3 separate regions of the Mus musculus genome follow, and regions 1 and 3 are each linked to region 2. A link is a loop called in an ENCODE intact Hi-C map of the cell type or tissue named here. Cell type or tissue: left cerebral cortex. All regions are shown on one strand.

The links. Peaks named below come from ENCODE experiments on the same cell type or tissue, not always from the same donor. Only the 100,000 strongest peaks of a DNase experiment are listed, where the experiment ranks them.
Region 1: it touches region 2 in a loop (3-fold over the local background); 2 of 42 quality-filtered maps call a loop at or near these places.
Region 3: a loop joins it to region 2, with 2.3 times the contacts of the local background. A loop is called at or near these places in 4 of 42 quality-filtered maps.

Annotation. Positions count from the first base shown.
Region 1 is chr6:28,613,305-28,618,304 of GRCm38, reverse strand. All of the region lies in intron 10 of Snd1 (staphylococcal nuclease and tudor domain containing 1), which reads right to left. Among named protein-coding and RNA genes, the nearest start is that of Snd1, 140 kb to the right of the region's middle. In left cerebral cortex, no CTCF peak of the experiment used is centred here; DNase peaks (open chromatin) are centred at 2,155, 2,722 and 3,122; H3K27ac peaks cover 2,814 bases.
Region 2 is chr6:28,539,001-28,544,000 of GRCm38, reverse strand. All of the region lies in intron 9 of Snd1 (staphylococcal nuclease and tudor domain containing 1), which reads right to left. Among named protein-coding and RNA genes, the nearest start is that of Snd1, 61 kb to the right of the region's middle. In left cerebral cortex, no CTCF peak of the experiment used is centred here; DNase peaks (open chromatin) are centred at 1,493 and 1,899; H3K27ac peaks cover 2,309 bases.
Region 3 is chr6:28,751,359-28,756,358 of GRCm38, reverse strand. The region is part of intron 15 of Snd1 (staphylococcal nuclease and tudor domain containing 1); the gene reads right to left. Among named protein-coding and RNA genes, the nearest start is that of Lrrc4, 78 kb to the left of the region's middle. In left cerebral cortex, no CTCF peak of the experiment used is centred here; DNase peaks (open chromatin) are centred at 2,028, 2,512 and 2,939; H3K27ac peaks cover 3,533 bases.

The sequences.
Region 1 (5,000 bases), 74 kb before region 2:
GGTGGATCCCAGACTCACTGAAGGAAACTTCAAAAGAAGACAGTCCCGGAGACTTGCCCCATCTGTCCTTTCTGCACAGGTGTGGCTTCCCACACAAAACTGGGCGAAAACCTTCCCCCCCCCCACCCCCCGACACACACACACACACACACACACACACACACACACACACACACACACACAAAACCCTGCTCTGATGAGAAACAATGGCGGCGGCAGCTTCCCCAGAGGAGTAGAGAGGATTCAGGGTAACTAGACAGAAAGGAACAGCATACTCAAAGAGAACAAGGTTCAAGGTTAGTAATCCAGAAGCCAAAGGTGAAATGAGGCACCTTAATCCACAGGTAATATTCTTTAAACATCTCCTGGCACCAGATGATCTGGGTAAGCAGACTGTTTGCTACCAATCAAATAATGGAAGTCTGGCTCCTGACAGTGAGCATGGTAGGAGCTACTACTAGTCTACATGGTGATTGGCCTCAGTTTTTGCCTTTAAATGGTTTTTCAGAGAAAACAAGGCAAAACCCACGTAGCAGTTGAAATTAATTGAACTCTTGAGTTCATGCTCAGAGAGCAGGCTGGAAAATACAAATTCCACGAGAAAATAAAATCTACTTAACTGAGTTAAGTTTTATACCATCTTGTGTTAACAAGAGAGCTAATGTCAAGAGACAGAAGAGATAAAGTAACATTACAGCATTAATCACTTTCTACATTACTATAATTTAATTACTTCATATAGGTCTTATCTTACGAGCCACACCTCACGTGGGAAGATTAGTGTGAAGGAGAAAAATGCTTTTCTAAAGTGTCCAGCAAGGGAATGTTAGAAAGTGCCAAGGGAAGCCAGGCGTGGTGGCGCATGCCTTTAATCTCAGCACTGGGATGGGGGGGGGGGGGGGGTCAGAGGCAGGCGGATTTCTGAGTTCAAGGCCAGCCTGGTCTACAGAGTGAGTTCCAGGACAGCCAGGGCTACACAGAGAAACCCTGTCTCAAAAAACAAAAAACAAACAAACAAAAAAGTGCCAAGGGTGAACAGTCAGAAGAGAAAACAGGAAAGATTTCTGAAAAATCAAAATGTACTTATTGTGATTATGGGCATAAGTGAAATGGGTACATCTCCACGTGGGTTACAAAGAAGAGTTCTCACCCAGCTCTAGAACACAGTTAGCAGATCCACTGAAGAAGGCCTCTCTCACAGTATATTAGCTGACTAAGAACTACTGGCAATTTAATGATCCTACCAGAGCACCTAGGCTTGAAATAACAATGCACAATTGTGAGAAATAAAATCCAAGCAATCAATATGTTCTTCTCTAATTTAGCCTTTTTTCTAATGACAGAATGTTGCTATGAAGTCTAAATTGACCCTGCACTTGCCATCCTCCTGCCTCTGCACCCTAAGATCTGGGAATAGAGACAGGCACATGTCACCATGGCCTCTTGGCTAAATCTTTAAGGCAATCTTCTGTCTCTTTACAAGTTTAACACAATGAACTCTTATTACTTATCATGAGGGGAGGTGGGGGGGGGCGCAGAGACAAACTGTAAAGAGCCAGGAGCTACAAGGAATCAGAAATCCTTACAGTTCAAGGAAAGATGAACTAACTGATGAGCTAGAGATACCTCAGCTATTACTAAAAACAGACCATTAACTAACAATTATAAAGAAAAGGAAAAGAAAAGAAAAAGAAAGGGAAAAATTGTTGTCCAAAGCCTTATAAATTTGAGACTAAGTCTATGCAAAAGTCTGTTGTGGTATCTGGGAAGTGAGATGAAGGGGAGCTGGGTGGAACGCAGTGCTGGCATGTCTGCGAAACAAGCAGAGGCCCTCCAGCACCACAAGAAACAGAAAGAGCTAAAGCCGCACCTCAGTAGCAGAGCACACAGCCATCCTGTACCAGATCTCAGTCTGACCTCCACTGCACTGCCACCAATCAAACAGTAAAGGAAAGTAAGGAAAGGAGAAGACAGGGCCGGGTTGTAGAGTCCTTCCTTTGTTCTAGAAGAGTAACAGGCAGTGATACAGAAAACAGGCATGAAGTTTGGCTAAATGAAAGGAATTCATCTGCTGTTCACATGAACAGATGGAACAGACGAGAAATAAAAAATAATTAGCATCACTGAGAAGACTCTCTTGTACCTAGCTAGGAATTTTGTAGATGAACCAGAAGCGTGAGTCAGTGTTGAAAGGGGAAACTCCTTCACTGGCAAGAACAGTAAAAAGCCCACAAACAACAAACCAGAGTTTAAAGGCAGAAGGGAAAGAGGTGAGGAGAGAAAGCCCATGGAGACAAAAGCTTGGCTGGATGTAGCTGAGTGGTAGAGTCCTTGCCTAGCAAACACAGAGCCTGAGTCCAATGCCCAATACCAGAAAGAAGATGACAAAACAGTAACAACAAGTAAATAAATAATACAAATCTAAAAAGTAAAAGTGCAGACTAACCCAGAGGTCTTGGAGGTAGTGCATCACGAACTACACAGCAGCAGCAGGGACCAGCTATTTCACCACTGGCTATGCCCGACTAGCCCCACTTCTCTTCATTGGAGGCTCATAATTAACCAGTTGGCCTCAAATCATGTTTTCTAGTAATGGAGAAATCTTTTCCTCCATTTTTTACCCTTCATACTCATGCTAAAAATGGAGAGCCAATGCCCTCGGAAGAGACAACCCTGTTACTTAAGGCACAGGCTACAAGCCAGATGAAACCCATCCAGCACAGCGATGTGCCACAGGCCCTCCCACAGTTCTCAAAGAGAAGAAAGGAACTAGAGGGGAAAAATACATCTCTTACAATAGGAAAATGATTTTCTCTATAACCAACAGCAGGATGGGCTGGGCTTACTCAGAGGACTGTATCATTCTGTTAGAGAAATGCCTCTTTGTGAATATCTCCCTTTCTTCACCATATTAAAAAATAATAATTATTATTAAAGTTTCTTCCTGGAACAACACAGAAGCGAAAATGATGCTGGATATGACACTATTATTTAGCTGGTGCCAGAGGAACCTTCAATTGAGCCAGAGTTCCAGTCAAATTTGTGCAATAAATTCTTGCGCATTTCAAACCAGGAGACTAAATTATGTAAGAACACGGCAGAAAGGCCTCACTTTAGACAGTGACTTTCTGCTTGGCCAGTTGCATCCCTCCAAGGTCTAAATCAAGCTGCTGTGTCTAGTACCACATATTTTATCTACCAAGACAGCCTGTTCTCTGCCGCCCTGCGCCAGGCACCCATCTAATGTTACACAATGAAGATCACCTTCCTTCCTTTACTATACAGTGTACATGGCAATAGTCAGAAAGACTGGTCATTGGCTGCCCACTACTACAATGGAGGAAAACTGGCAGGTGAAGAGAGAGAAAGAGAGAGAGACTATGAATCTTCTTCTCTCTCTTTCTCCCTCTCTCCCTCTCTCTCACTCTCTCTCTCTCATTCTCTCTCTCTCTCTCTCTCACACACACACACACACACACACACAGACTGTGAGCTGTCACAGCAGGTATAGACAACACGGTCTTGATATTTGTATGAAGGGACCTTAACGAGAACTCAGTGGAGGATGCTGTTGGGAGGAGCCTGTCCTTCACCGAATCTCCAATTGACTACACAGCACCTGCTTGGGATCCTTTTGTTCCCATTGGTTGTACTCAGTAAACAAGTTCACAAATAACAAAACCCTACAACAGTTACTTGTGAGTGGAGGAAAGCAAGCACAACCAGGGGCTTCTTACTCCACAACTGTTCGTCCTGTGAAGAACATAGGACTGGCACCAAGATCTGGGAGAAGAGTTTTTGCAATTCTCCAGATCAGGCCTTAACAAGACAATGAAATTGTATTTTAAAATGTCCGATGCCCCCATCAGCACCGACCATGACAGCCATGCCTTTACTCTTCCTCTTGCTGGTCTCCTAGCTACTTCAATATATAGGACCAACACTACTCTAAATTTTTAAAAATTACTGTAAAGCAAAATGAACTGTTTGGTGCTTGCTATGTGATTAGCACATTAAACATACCAATTCTGTAATCTCCACAATAACCAGTAGAGCTAAAATAATGAGCTTTACTTCAAAGTCAGAGAAACAGCATAGCCAACCAGTATCACACGTGTCAGTATAAACGATTTTATGTCACTGGGTTCATCTTTACTCTTTCAGTATTCACATACTCTGTTACAAATTCCTCATGTTTGCATTGTTTAAATAACTCACATGGTCTGCTTCCAGTCCAGATGTGAGACAACAGCCAGAAGTATTCTGTGTAGCTGGGCAAAGAAAATTGACTGCAGCATAGTATTAATTCAAGTCTCTCTTGAACTTGTAGCCTCCCACATTTATAGGCAATTGCTTTACCAGTCCCAGTCTCCAGGTCTCTTAAAGAACACATTCCCGATAAATTATTCCCTAACTCTCATGCCCATTGTACATATGTGCACATGTACTGCATATGAAAAGTTTCATAATTAAAATATGTGATGGAAGAGAAATTAATGCTCAAAGATTTAACAACTGACAATGAGTAAGAAATAAGACTTTCGAGCCAATGTGTCTAATCTATGGAGTCTGAAAGATATAAAAGTTATACAAAAAGGGAACCATATAAGCAGTAATTTCTCCCTTCCTGACGTGTTGTTGAACACTCCCATGGGTAATGAATCATTCTGTTCTTTTAAAGCCCAACCACAAGGAAACAGTCATAGTTTGCAAATCACAATCATGGTAAAGAGGGAAAACTAAAGTTAGCTTAAACACGTCAATATGGCTACCATATAACAGAGCAGGATGTAAATAAAGGAAGATTACTGCGCACAGCAAAACTCACTGGAGACCTGGTAACAGCAAGGAAATACTATTTTTCTAGTACAGTGGTTTTGTGATTGTGTACTTTATCTCGCAGTGAACTCTACAAGCATCTCTTAAGGCAATGGGGAAAAAAAAGGGAGGGGTGAGGGGTAGGGCTCACTTATTATCCAGACTCTGGGAGAAGGGAAATG
Region 2 (5,000 bases):
AGGAAGTAGCTGACTACAAAATTTGGTCACCGTTCATTCCATCTGCAGAGTGAAAATCACTCATCTATGCTTCGATCAGGCCCCCATCAGGAATCTCTGAATGGCTGAACTACAGGGTCAGCTGCCACAAGGGAGGGAAGACTGACGAAATTTCTCTCTTTTATGCATGAAACAAAAGCACCTAGACTGTCTGTTCCCATGATAGATGAACACTGGGAAATGTCTTAAAGGAGGCCTATTTCGTAGAAGGCCCAAAATTCTTCAGCAAAGAATACACTCATTTATTTGTAGACCCATCAAAAACATCTATTCTCCACCTTTACAAAGAACCAGCAAATCACATACCAAAAAGAATAAAGAATGCTCTGAGGGACAATCTTAAGAATGAGCAAACAGCAGAACCAAGTTAGAAAATATGCACCACAGAAAGTGGCCGTAGCTTAGTAAACCAAAGAGAAAGAAGGAAACAGATGCCAGTTAGAACCCAGCTGTGCGTGCATGGAAGGCTGTGGCTGGCAGACGGAAAGGTCTGGGTTTGACCACTGTGAATAATGGAAGCAGCAGAGAGAAAAGGCCACAGATAATGAAGGATCTAAGCAGACCAAAGAAAATTAGGAGTTGTTATTTTTCTACTGTACATTTAAGATTACCCTGTAACTCTGAACAGAGCAAAAGTCAGTGTCAAACCTGAGTTCCTGGACAGAAAAACTTGAAGATCACAGGTAATAAAAATATATAATATGAGGTCAAACTAGGGTTAGGGCTGGTTATCAGAACTGGGTAGTATCAAAAGGTACCAAGACCCTCCAAATCCAAGAGCTTTCTACATTTATCAAAATCAAGACAAAAAAACCTCCAAGGTACTTACTGTCTAGAACATACAACCAAAAATATAGATACTAGACATATTAATGCCAAGAACTCATATCAATAAAATACCTTCCCAAAGCTATCAACAGTGGACAACAGGCCCAAACAGAAAAGGCCCCATGACTATGTCTCAATCTGAGGGTTGTGGGCTTCATGACGTGTCTTACTCAAGACTAAGTGTGCTAGTCTACTATTCTAACTGCAAACAAAGAGAAGAAAAAATCCCTCTAAGCAATACCAGCAAAACAGTTCCTAGCCAGTCAATAATTCTTTCAAAAGGATACCCAAAGGAAAATAAGACAATCTTCAGTCATCTCAAATGCACACATCTCACAATATTTCAAAAATCTTACTCTTGGACAGATCTGTACTTACTCTCAAACTCAAATTAACTCTTATTAAATTGTCAGTTGCCAAAAAAACATACAGAACTTCCTTACAGCAAGGCACGAAAAAAAATTTTGACAGTGCTTGCTGGTGAGCATGCTCAGAGAGCAAGGACGCCAGGGAAAGTATCCCAGTGTCACACCTCCCCCTTCCCAGAATGGGAGGATCTAAGCGTCCCCTCTGACAAGGCTGGTGCTCATCACCCCTTAGAACATGTTAGCGACAGCAGTAAATGGATTCTTGAAGCTTAAATTTTAGGCCACAGCAGCAGATTCTCTGCTTGGCATATCCCTGATTAGCAACCTCCTCTTCAGAGCTGCGCACTCAGATGCTGCCAAGGGATGCAAGGCTCAGCTTTCAGAGGGAGGGCAGGAGGGAAGAAAGGAAGTGTGCGCCTGTGTGTGTATGGGGGGGGGAGGTCTACTCCTCTGTAAATGGTGCCATTACTGCCCAGCAAACAGCAATTGCGTACAAAGACATGGAAGAAGCAATAAACTACTGGGTATCGACACACACTGTGCAGTAAGTAAAATGCAGAGTGGATCCCACCCAGAGCCTGCTCATCACCACCCCTGAATAGACCACCCTTGAATGGCTATATTTCTCAGGGAGCTTTTCATCAGGAGAACTGAAGTATAAGCTACAGATCTCTAACCACGCCATCCTCATACAGACACACCAAGAGATCACCCAAGGCTCAGGAGCAGAAATCTATAAGGAACAAGTCACCATCTGGACTCAAGATTACACACACTAAATCCAATTCCTTCTGCATCACTTGAAGTCTAGTTGCAAAGGAAAAAATGTTTTCATGATGGTAAGATATAAGCTAAAGGCCACCACTGTCGAGAGAACTACTGAGCTGTGTCAGGAAAAAAGAAATACTGATCCTTTCTTTGGTCCCCTGCCATAGTGACAATCTGCACAGGCCCCTTCAATGCTCACTGTGAATCCAGGAGCTGTTCTATTTGGCTTCATAGAGTCCTGCAGCATGCATCAGTTGATGCATGCTTACAACCACCTTCTGAGGTACAAACACCCTCCAATATGTCAGCACTGCATACACACCCAACAACAACTCTATATCAATCTTGGTATAGAAAGAGACAGAGAGCCCATCAAACCAAACAGGGCTTCTACAGGACAACCGGGGACTGCCCTTTGATGAGACCGCCCATCAGAAATGAAATCCATGCCCTTCACCTTACTGATCTCTGATATCTGATCTTTCTCCTGTACCTAGGATCATGTACTATGCTTAGTCTCTGTCTTCCATCATAAAAGTACAAATGCAAGCTTGCTTTTAATAAAAGTTAATAATCATAGCAATATCCTGGTATAACCAAATATATCAGAAATAACTAAGAGGACGCTGCACATCAGACAAATTTCTATGGGTGGGTGACACCTTACAAACTACCTCACAACTCCTCAAAACAATCAAGGGCACAAGGAAAACACGGAGAGTCTAAGATGCTGTAAGGAAGTAAAATAAGCAAATTTAATATTAATGAGAAAGAAAAAAAGATATTAAGAGAAATCTAAATAAAATGATGACTTCATTTAATACCAGCATTATCTATATTGGTTCATCAATTATAACAAATGCACCACACTCACACAAAATACCAAAGGACATTAGGGTAGCAATGGACTCTCAGCATTAACTGTTCTGGAACCATCCTAAGAATATTCCTAAATCTCTTCTAATTCATTTGCAAACTGGACTGTTAATGAAATCTTCCAAACAAGTCTTAGCCTATCTGCAGTGCGGTGGAGGCTAATGTTCTGGCCAAACCATCCCTACAACTTCCTTATCATCATGTAGTTCCTTCTTTGACAAAGGTCAGGTGAGTGACAAATTTTTCACTTGTTTGTATTTTGCCGTCTCTGAATGACTATATAAAAATATATTGGCCAGTCCTAAAGCTTTATCAAAAAGCTACTTGCATTCAACATAAATCTAGAAATTAAGCAGAAAAACAAATAAAAGGCATACAAATTTTAGGAGAATAAAATTAAACTGTTCATAAGACATATATGAAGAAAACTCCAAGATTCCTCAAATATTATTAAATCAACTCATGAATTAATAAAGTAGTGGAAGACAAAAATCAGTAATTTCTATATACTAACAATAACATCTAAATTTTATCCCCAATAGCAAGCATCACAAACAGCAAACTGCTTAGGAATAACCAAGGAAGTAAAAATGTATACAGTACAAACTAAAAAAAAAACACTGAGGGAGCTTGAGAAGTGGCTTAGTAGGCAAAGGGCTCCCTGGGCAAGCATGAGGACCTCAGCTGAGATCGCTCTACCCTCACAACACCCATGAAAAAAGGTGAGTGTGACAGGCATGCCCAGAATCCCAGTACTGAGAGGCAGGAACAAGAGGATTTCAGGAACTTTGTAGCTAGCCATTTTACCTAACTATTGGCCTGCACAGACACTTGCACACATTTACCATGCATACAGATAAGAACCATTAGACAAAAGATAAATGGAACCATATCCATGATTATGGGTAAGATCTAATATTGCCAATGTCGATATTATTTTTGCTGGTTAATAACAATATTATTATTGTTGGTTGGTTTGATTTTGTCAATTTGTCAATTTGATACAATTCTATCAAAATCCCAAATGTAACTACTTTTACTTTCTTTTCATATGCAGTTTCACAGATTTACAGGTAATCTGTGTGCACAGGCTATGTGTGATACATATTAATACTGTTGTAAACTTGACAAAATCTAGAACCAACCCCGAGATTAGTCCTTGAGCATGCCTGTGAGGCATTTTCTTAAGTTGGTTAACTGAGGTGGGAAGATCACAAACCAGAACCACTATCATCAACACCACCATCACTAGCACCAGCATCAGCACCTTCATCAGCACCCAGTCACAGCCTGGGCCTGGGCAGAATGAAGAGGAGAGTAGGCAGGCCCTGGGCACTGGCATGCACACATTCAATGTTACCTTGCTCTGACTATAGATACAATAAAACTAGTTCCTTGGGCTCCTCTACTACAACTTCCCTGCCATGATGAGCTATAAGCTAAAGAAACTTCCTGTGAGTTGCTTTTAGTCAGTTTTGCTAAAAGAGGAAAGAAAAGCTAGGAGAGAAATCAGTAGCAGGTGTGAGGTGTTGCTGTCACAAACCTGTGTGGTTCTTAGGAAATATATTGTGACTAGAATGTGGATTTGGTAGCCTAAGCTAGAAGAGCCAATGAACACCAGAAGTATTCATTTACTGTTTAAGTTTTGTCAGGGTATTTTTACCATAGTATTAAGAAACAAAGTAAGCTAACAAGCCAATTGGTATTGTTCATGGCTTACTATATGTACTACTTAAATGAGCACCCAAAGTGGCCTGATAGGTTGTTTGACATCGGTTTGATCTGGCCTTGCAGAAATAGAAAAACATGTTAAAAAAATTTTCACTTTGGAGCTCAAAGGGCCACCAAATAGGCAAAAATAACAAAACTGGATAGCACATGTTTCTTTATCTCAAAAGTTACTACAAAGCTACAATAATAGAAGCCATATAGAACTGTCATAAAGACTTGCAATTCAGACGAGTGAAAAAAGGACAAAAATGAAGCTTTGCATTTGTGGTCAGATGGCTGTGGACAGGATGGGAATTCAGTAGGTGAGGAAAGGCAGTCTACAACAGACAATACGGAAAGCTGAAGGCATGAATGATCGAGCTGGAGCCTTGATACCACACTAAAGACTGA
Region 3 (5,000 bases), 210 kb before region 2:
CTCTTTAGAGAGCTATCTGTCTTGCTTTCATCAGCACCCTTAAGTAGCATCTGTAAATGTTACTAATGCCCACTGCTATACCAACCAAGTGGACTGCAAAGGTCTTCTGTCCTGCCTTACCACCTGATGTCTCTGGGGACCACTTACCAACTCCTTGCCATGCAGGCTATCCTATAAGGTACAGTTTTGTTTTCAGAGAACAGGTTCACCAAGAAACAGGCCTAGAAACCAAAGAAGCCAAAGACTGAGCACAGAATGCATGTGCTCACAGGTGGTAAACACTGAATGTACCCAAAAGGGACTTTCCATAGAAGAGATGCAGAGGTATGGAGCAATTTTCTATTAATTTTATCTGGTCCATTACCTTTTTATTTTGTTCAGGCGTTGAGACAGGGTTGGGTCCAGGCTGGCCATTTTAAAACTTGCTATGTAGCCATGGATCATACCAATCTTAGATCTTTCTGCCTTCACTTACAGAGGGCTGGGGATTGAATTCAGAGTGTCCTGTTAGGTTAGCACTTATCACCCAAGCTGCTGCACACTGTCTACAAGGTCTTAGAGAACTTCATGTGTGTTTTGTTCACAGAAGATGAACTGATGCAAAGGCATGTGGCAGAGTCAGCAGAACTTGGACTGTGAAATGGACATGGAAGGACTCACTGGACTTTGGAGTCCCTTGGTGAACCTAAGTATCTGTCATGCTGGGTGTGAATTTCCTAGGGGAAACTCTGATTCAGCCCAGCCCAGGTAAGATGTGTATAAGACCAACTGATACAATTAGAAGACACACAGAAGCCTGTATCAGATATGTGAAGTGGAAGTTAGGGAAGTAATACGGCTCAAATGCTACTATGATGAAGAAACCAAAGGAGCCAAGTCTAGTCTAGACCTTCGTTTTACTAGGCCTATCCTCTCAATAACTGATAAATATGATGTGATAGTACTTACCGCAAGTTCAAACTCATAGCAGGAGGCATACCATCATGAAAGGAGGCTTAGAATTACATCTGTCCAGGCCATGTAATGTCTTTTATTACTTAGTGTATGACATATTATGTGCAGCAATAAGACAGATTTTATTGTATTTTTGAAAATTAGTGCTAAGGTCTAGGCTCAAAGCCCTGCACATAGCAGGCAATGTTCAGCCAGAGAGCACATGCCCAGCTGCAGGCATCAGGCTCTGAGTTAGTGAATTACAAGCTTGTACCTCACCAGCCTCGTAGGTGCTTATATCTTATTTACTCAGGAATTAGTTAGCAGAGGAGAGAGAGAGAGAGAGAGAGAGAGAGAGAGAGAGAGAGAGAGAGAGAGAGAGAGAGAGAGACTGAGCAAGCTTGCTTTAGAAAGAAATAAGGGAAATTACTTATATCAACTGCAGAATTTTGGTTGTCTACCCAGAATGCACCTTGATTTGCAATATGCATTTGAGACCCTTTTACACTATTTTAAAAGTGTATAGTGAGTGTGTGTGTGTGTGTGTGGGGGGGGTGTAAAAGAACTGGTCTTTTACCAAAAAAGGTCCCTGTAAGTCAGAACTTAAAGAAACAAAATCAGATATTGAATTATAGAAAAAGCACTACATGTGTGCTGATCAGCCAATGCAAGCTTTCTGCCCTTAATCAGCAAGCTCCAGGTTAGGAAGAGCTGGGAGAGGCTGGGAAGGCTCTGGTCCCAGTCCATGACTGTGCAGTTTTCATTTGGTTCTCGAGATCTTTATGATGAAGTTGCTATCTACCATGAGCAGGGGCTGGGCAAGAGGATTTAACTGCTGGCACCTCTCATCTTAAGGGGCTACTTCTGTGCTGGCAATTCACGATCTAGTATGCAGGGCAGTGAAGTCCAAATGCTAACCCTTCGAAGGCCTCCACCATCTTCTTTTCTTCCCCTGCAGTGCTGAGCAATAGCAGGTGTAAGTAACCACTGGCTTTTACAAGGGGGGATGGGAGCACAGATACAGGCAAGAACAAGTATCTGTTACCATGTCTTCCACCCACTGCTCTGGGAAGGAGAAAACTCTGCTCTCTTCAAATCAAAGCAGGCTGCTTACAAGGAATACCACATGAGTGAGAAAGATGGCCACTCTACGCAATATGCCTATTTTGATACGAAGGGTTGTTGTTGTTACCATTTCCCAATCAGTAGCACTCACGAGCATATCTAAACTTGGAAAAGAATAAAAAAAATTCCCTGTTAAACAATGAGAATCAAGAGTAAAAAGAAATAGCAGTTTGCTGAAAAACAGACTAAAATATATCAGGGCCTTAGAGTTATTTCTGCATTCCCTGCACATACAACATCATTCATGAAGAAGGCAATGGTACAAATATAGCATAAATGTCGTCTGCTCTAGCTTGTAATTTAAAATGCAAATGCTAATGAGTGAACTGGCGTATCAGTGGAGTTAATAACCGCATGCCTAGCACAGGGGCTGCATCCAAAACACACACCGAGAAGAGACAGACACCATGTTCCAATTTAAAAATAAAAACACCCAAATTAACCCTAGAAAAATCACTAGCAGATGTACAAGCTCAGGAAAAGGAGGCACACAAGGGCAGGGAAACAGGGACTTCTCTGCTAGTCTGCTGACTGGTAGACTTAGCCACCTTCATCCACAGTAAAGGTGTGCACAGGAGTCCCAGTGTTTATCCGGGAATTCTATGTAAAGCAACATTAGACTACACAGAAGGGAGGACTACACACAGGGAAGCCTGAGAGCGCCAATGTCAAGTTCTTCCACAGCCCATTTTAGAACCCTGTTAGCAGGGAGCCATAGAAGATGTACTTCTCATTTATTTTTTCATAGGCAAAGAGAAAAGAAACCCTGGTTAAACCTTTCCAAAACCTCTAAGTAATTGAAATAAATGGAAAAAAGCTTCAGTAGTGACTGCATTTGTCTCAGATGCTTCCCACATATGACAGGGACTTCTGTGCCTCATTTCTGCACATATGGGGCGATGCCTGGCACCTCTCCGTCAGAATAGGAATGTTCCTATGAGGCACAGCTCCCAGGGCTTCGGTGGCCTCATGCGTGGTGAGTCAAAGTCTGTGAGGCCTTGTAAAGGCCAACTGAGGGAATGCGCATGGTGGCCCACACCAGGCAACTTTCAAGTGTGTAGCTCCCATACAAACTGTACAATTTCATGCAAATCCAGACATCAGTTGGAGAGACCCCAGCAACTTTATGAACAAGCTGCAAGGGGAGCAATGACCTAGGGCAGAAGAGAAGGGCCAAGACCATTTATTTCATTGTTCAATAATGAACAGGTTAAATGATGTAAATTGAGAGGCAGTTCTCATAGCAACCAAGATACTTCTTACAAGTAGTGTGTACTGTTCATGCTGAGGCTACTCACTACAAGAAATGTCATAACATTTCTCTTAAAAAATAATTATTAACTGTTATATATATGCTTTGCTTGCATGTAGGTCTACATACATGTGTTTGCTTGGTGCCTGTGGAGACCAAAAGGGGGTGTCAGATCCCCTGGGACTGGTGTTACAGAGAGTTGTGAGCTGCCATGTGGGTGCTAGAACCAAATCTGCAAACAAGTGCACTTAGCTGCTGAGCCATCCGTCCATTCCTCCTTTTAATTTTAAATCATCAAATTATTTCCTCCTTTTAGTTTTAAATCATCAAATTATTTTTTATGTTTCCTGTCTTTCATCCAGGGTCTGCTTCTATAATCTTTCTGGCCAAGCAGACTCCCTCATAAAGCTAGGCTAGTGGAGAGTAGCCTAATCTAGGATGCCTTTTCACCAGTGCTAGTTGGTAAATAGAAAATGCCAGCAAGCTGATGTAATGGTGCTGAGAGAAAACTACAACAAACAACCCTCTACCAAAATGTATTCTGAAAATGCCATGGAATGCAATGGGCACAACCAGAGAGACTGTGCTATAACTGAACACATGCCAATGGACCTCTCAGATCCCTGGAAACTTCCTCTTCACCATTCCCTGCCCTAAGAAGATTCAGCAAGGAACCCTTGTTGAAGTAGAAAAGGAAGAGGAGGAGGAACTGTAAAGGAAAAAGCACACAGCCCTGCTTCTGGCTCCTTCTCAGGGCTCGTACTCTCTGTGAATGACAGGTTTTGTTTCTACCAAGGATCACCCTTATCTCACCTAAACCAAGACTCTGAACTAATAAGACCACAAAAAGCACTGGCAGCCTTCTGCGAAGTCGAAGAGTTCAGAAGGAATCTTCCCAGCGATCAGCCAAAGGCATTCCAAGTGGAGGATTATACAATGTTTCTTTGGCACACAGAACCCAAGTGAGACAGGATCAATTGAACAGTTTGACTTGGAGGCCACAGAAGTCTGACACACTCCACAGAGGGTTCCACAATGAAAAGCCCCTGGCTGACACAGGCTGACACAGAATTGCCATAGGGCCTTGCTGTTTCCTTCAACCCCTGGTCACCATCATCATACCAAGATAATTTGGCTTGTCTGAATGAAACAATTGTTGAGGAATCTGAAAATCAGAATCCTTAAGTGTTTCAGCTACAAGGTCTGTGGCTCCCTTAAACTATGCTGAACAAATTTTATTTTTACTGATGACTTTATTACTTTGCCTTGTTCAGAAAAATATTTGAAGTGGCTATTGAACTAATTGAAGCCCTCCCTCTTGTCTCCTGAAACACTATTTTATCCTTTGAGCCCTATGGTCCACTCCCAGATACGGGCATTTCCATTCTCACTGAAGATGACATACCATTAAAATACTATGGAACAGGGTACCCTGCCTTGGCCCAAACTAGCAGTCTGTCCCACTGGTCTCTGAATCTAGAACTTCTGGGTTTCAGAGCAGGACGGTTAGCTCTCTAAGAGTATCACAATGCTTATTTACTGTTTCAGAATCTCCAAGTGAGTCTCATCTGTTTGTAATTTAAGGTTGTGTTTCTCTTTCTCCTACCTCATGTTTTGTTTGCTATTATTACTGTTTTGAGACTGTACTCCAGGCTGGCCTGGAACTATGCCAATCTTCCTGCCTTAGCCG